2 separate regions of the Mus musculus genome follow, and region 2 is linked to region 1. Evidence: chromatin loops called from intact Hi-C (ENCODE). Cell type or tissue: left cerebral cortex. All regions are shown on one strand.

Region 1 (2,500 bases):
ATCCACGTCAGAGCTTAGGAGCTTGCGTGCTGTCTTCCGCTTTGCCTAGGCCTTATTTGGAGGTGCTTCCGCTGCGTGGGGTGCTGGCTGGCACATTTGCGAGCTACTCAGAGTTCCTCCTGCCTGGTTATTTTTAGGCCCTGACAAAGGGGAGCCCGAAGCTTCTCGACTACCCAAGAAGCTTTGAATTAAAAATCTGGGGACCTGGGAGTCCTTAGGGACTTGTGGCCCCAGGAGGGGACCTGAGAATCAGAGGGGGAATGTGAGACATGGTGAAGAGTAGACGTGACTTTCTTTACCTGGTCATCCCTGGGTGGCCAGTGAGGCAGCAGAGACCACCCCTAGCAGGGTTGCTCTGCATTCACCCAGCTCAGACCCCGATGTGCAGGTGCTCTGAAGCCAAGTCTGAGATGCCTCCACCAGGACTCTTCCTCAGGAGGCTGGTTCCTCAGGACCAAGGCACTAGAAAGGATCAGAGGACTGAGCAAACCAGGACTACAGAACTTTACATCTAAGAGTATCATTACCTGGCCACCTCTGCCCATGCAAAAAAGCCAAGGGGTAGTTGAGAGTGACAGTTTCTGGGCTCTTTGGGTGTTTCATCAGCTGCCCCATAGCCTCATGGGCGTTTAGAAAGCCACGGGGAGCTGGCATCTCTTTAGCCCTCATCCTCCAACACAGCCCCCACTCCCCAAGGCCATCACAGGGCGGTGAGGGCAGGCTGAAGAAGGGAAATTCCACCTAGCAGAAGATTCTGGAACAGGTCCAGGAGCCAGTGTCATCTTGTATGTTTGCCCCCATCAGGAACCAGCCCAGGGGAAGCAGGGCTCGGGGAGGAGAATGGGGTGAAGGAGAATACCAAAGGGTAGACATTTCCTGGGCAACAGGAGCCCTCATGTGACAAGAGCTCAAGGCAGACGGGTTAGATGAGAAGGACTTGCTCGTAGTAAGTCATTTTGCCACGTTGGGGCCAGGAAGTGGAAGAAAGGTCACTGTCGAGCTTTGGCACAGAGGTTTCCTGCCTGACTAGAGGCAAGGCATTATGGGAAAGGGTAGAGCATCTCTAAGGCCCCTCTCAGCAGCGCTTGCATTAGTCACAGGTGGAAATGAGCAGACAGAAGCAGGTAAGGAGGGGGGGGCGTCCTCCAGATTGTAGGGGTGTGGGTGTTGATAAGAACGCAGTACTTGCTGGCAGCTGCTTCTGCTGGCTGCACCTCCAGTTGACGCAGAAACTCATTGTCCTCATGTGTCCTTCTTCCTTCACATTCCCCAGTCCATAGGAGCCAGGAAGCAGTGAACTGTAAGACCCAGGTTCTAATCCCGTCAGCATCACTACCTTACACAGCGATCACAGTAGCTACTACTGTCTTTGGCACCACCAGAACAAATGTCAGTCACAACCATGACCACCACCACCATTGTCACTAGCATCATTACCGCGACCATGTGACTATTTGTTGATGTTTCACTATTGCTGTTATCAGCCTTACCAGTGTCACCATCATCATCACCACCATCATCACCAGCCTCACCATTACTCTATTACCTCACTGACATCATCGCCACTACCATGGTGGCACAACCTTCGTTATTATGTTAACCTTACTACATCATTATCACCATCACTACTATCACAGTCACTAACACCATCATCACTATCACCATCACCATTATCATGCTCATCACCAGTAAAATCTCCAGTTCTAGGTCTATAAACCAAACTTTTGCCACCAACGTTACCCGCCCCCAACACTGTGCCAGTCACAATGGTGACCTCCATCATTCCAAGTCCCACATCTCCTAAGGCAAGGTAGTTCTAATGATGGCAGGTAGAGGGTGGCAGAGAGTACTCTCAGGTTCACTTCTGACTGGTTGCTAAAAAGGGTAGCTGGGTACTGAGAGGCTAGGACAGCCAAATCACACAAGGAAGACCCAGGAAGATCTCTCTGGAGGCCCAGCCATCTGAGGCTCCAAAGGAAAAGAGTGCCTTGTGATGGTAGCAGCAGCTAAGGATAGTGTTGGTGCCCTTAGGAAAGAGGCTCATTGGGGGAGCATCCAGGAACTGGTGCCAGGAGAGCTGAATTGCAGGCAAAGCCCTTTCTGACCTGTAGCATACCAGCAGCATCCTCTAGTTACCCTGAGTCTGGTTCTTCACTCTAGACAGTGTGATGGTTTGTATATGCTCCACCCAGGGAGTGGCGCTATTAGAAGGTTTGGCCCTGTTGGAGTGGATGTGTCACTGGGTGTGGGCTATAAGACCCTCATCCTAGCTGTCTGGAATATTCCACCTTCAGATGAAGATGTAGAACTCTCAGCTCATCCTACCTGGATGCTGCCGTGTTCTCGACTTGATGATAATGAACTGAACCTCTGAACCTGTAAGCCAGCCCCAATTAAATGTTGTTCTTATAAAAGTTGTTTTGGTCATGTACTGGCTGGTTTTGCGTGTCAACTTGACACAGGCTGGAGTTATCACAGAGAACTGTGGGGGAAGTGCCTC
Region 2 (2,500 bases), 86 kb before region 1:
CAGATCCAACACCCTCCCCGCCCAGAGAGAAAACGGAGGAGTCACCAGCCAGAGGAGGGTAACCACGCTTGAAGGCCATTAGGGAGCCAAAAGAGTGGAGGGGACACAGCACTGGCCTCCCCTGCTCAACCTGTGCTCTTTGCCTTCTACCCACAGGCTCCACCTCTAGGAAGCCCTTCCTGGTTCTCTGTGTGAATCTGAACTCTTTCAGGGCACTGTGCTCCATCCCTATTGGTACCCCACTCCCCTTTGTGACAGAATGAGAAATGTCAGGCACAGGAATTCTAAGCATTCTTACCTGTCTGCATCTTGGCGCTGGTGTACGCCCAGCCCAGAGCTCGAACCCTTCAGCCTGAACGCTGTTCCTAGGGATTTATTTACAGGACTGAGGAGCTACTACTGCCCAGGGCCCCCCCACCCGGGGGGCCATCTGCTTTCTCCTGGAACCAGAGCTCTAGGGTACAAGTAAACAAATACCTGATACAAGATCTTTGTGCAGGTCTGGTTTAAGAGTCACAAAGCCACCAATGGCAGGGACAATGTCACCAGTCTCCAGCCAGGGACTCTGGTCCCCACCTCTCCTTCAGGGCAGGGGCTGAGCAGGTGTAGGGCAGGGTGGGCCCTGGGTGGTGGCAGGCTCAGCGCACAGAGCCTTCCTGCGTGGGGAAGCTCCTTGCTGCGTCATGGCTCAGCTATTCTCAGCCTCTCTCCTTTTATGGTGCCGGAAGCAGGCAGGCTGCTGCTGGGCTGGCTCTGGGAGGTATTTAAATGGAATTGCAGAGAACAGCAGGAAAACACAGCCGCCAGGGTGGGGGTGGCAGCCTTGAACGCCACCCTCTAACTGGCATGGGCATCTGAACTCTCAGCTCTGGGGGTGTCTCATCGGCCAGCTGGCAGTAGCCCCCCCAACCCCACCCCTGATGGAGAACTGCTCCTGTATGATCCAGCCCAGTGGGCGCACAGGGAGTTGGTAGGTGGGCACTCAGACTGGCTAGGGCCCCAGTGGAGCAGAGATGAGGGGTGGCTGCCAGCCTCCCACCTCAGCCCAGCCTCCCATGGCTCTTACTCATTCCTGGTTCGTAACTCTGCCCCTACCCCCAGCTCAGCACTGGCTACCTGGATATAGGGAACCCTAATAGTCTTCATTCTTGTCCCTTTGGTAGCCCAAATTCCTGGGCCATCTCTCCAAAGCAGGGACAGCTCACACATCCAGAACACCAGCCACCAAATCATCTCCCCATATCCTGATTCTTTTCTACCCTCTCTACCCTCCATGTCCTCCCCAGGCTGAGGAGGTCCTGGGTACAATGGCCCTGGCTCAAGGCTGGTGTCCTGGCTAGAATAAGGGAGACCTGACTCACCTTGATACCTGGTCTCTGCTACCATCCATGTTCTGCCCCCACATGGACAAAACCCACATGGCCATGTCCTTGGCCTGGAGTAGCACCCTCACACATCTGGCAGTCCCTCTTTATGTCTGGCTGTTGGCTCCTGCATTCCAGTGATGGCTGGAAGCAGGTACACTAGGAAAAGCTAAAGGGGGCTACGACTGTGACATATATGGTTGCACACAAAACACATTTCCAGACCTGTGCAGATACCAAGATTGACCACTCATCTCAGAGACTCTGTGCAGATGCACACAAGATAGACCAAGGCACGCTGTGCCTGGAGACCCTTCCTAGAGGCACAGAATATGGACAGCTATAGGGAGTCAAGGCTTTCTCACTTTAACATAGAGTTGGCATTTGTCAACTGAACAGGAGGGTGGACAGTTGGTCAGAAGGATCCTTGTAGCCACAGGTCCACCCAGTGCTTTCTCAGCCTTCATGAAGAAGAAAGAGGAGGAGGAAGAGGAGGAAGAGGAGGAGGAGGAGGAGGAGGAAGAAGAAGAAGAAGAAGAAGAAGAAGAAGAAGAAGAAGAAGAAGAAGAAGAAGAAGAAGAAGAAGAAGAAGAAGAAGAAGAAGAAGAAGAAGAAGACAAGGAAGAGGAAGAGGAGGAGGAAGGGGAGGAGGAGGAGGAAGAGGAGGAGGTGCCCTAGTGGCCTTTTAGTACAGTCTGCCTGTTGTATAGTTGAGACCAAGGTGCTGAATGAGTGCCATGAAGTCACACACAGTCTCAGGGAGATGCAAAAGTTCCTGTCCACAGCGCTATGGAGGCTTAGGCTAGGCACAGACAGGCTATCTGACATGGACCCAAAAGGGGCTTCCTCAGGTCTAGCTCCTGTCTCTTGATTCTACACTTACGCTGGCCCCCTAGTGTGTGAGTGCTGAGCTCTGTACCCACAATGCCTGCATGGCTTCGCCTTCCTTGTTCTAGACTATTCTAGCTTGAGCAATGACAATTACATGGACTGCCTGTTTTCTGCAAGAAGAATCCCCAGGAAGTGCTGGGTGCTCTTTGCCAAGTTCGGAGGCTCTAAGCAAGGCCACCCACTGGCTGGCGCTGACAAGTTGCAGAAGTAACCAAGCTAGAAGCACAACAGAGGGCCATCAGGTG

Evidence for each region. A loop is a pair of places that touch in the nucleus more often than their neighbours do. Peaks named below come from ENCODE experiments on the same cell type or tissue, not always from the same donor. Only the 100,000 strongest peaks of a DNase experiment are listed, where the experiment ranks them.
Region 2: a loop joins it to region 1, with 6 times the contacts of the local background. A loop is called at or near these places in 7 of 42 quality-filtered maps.

What each region holds. Positions count from the first base shown.
Region 1 is chr15:74,591,750-74,594,249 of GRCm38, reverse strand. No RefSeq gene overlaps it. Among named protein-coding and RNA genes, the nearest start is that of Mroh4, 43 kb to the left of the region's middle. In left cerebral cortex, a CTCF peak has its summit at 1,826; DNase peaks (open chromatin) are centred at 57, 1,104 and 1,891; H3K27ac peaks cover 1,585 bases.
Region 2 is chr15:74,677,505-74,680,004 of GRCm38, reverse strand. It overlaps Gm32994 (a long non-coding RNA gene), which reads right to left. Exons shown (of 5, transcript XR_003951652.1): 3 at 299-2,500. Among named protein-coding and RNA genes, the nearest start is that of Gm32994, 5.7 kb to the right of the region's middle. In left cerebral cortex, no CTCF peak of the experiment used is centred here; DNase peaks (open chromatin) are centred at 72, 761, 987 and 2,426; H3K4me3 peaks cover 538 bases; H3K27ac peaks cover 2,188 bases.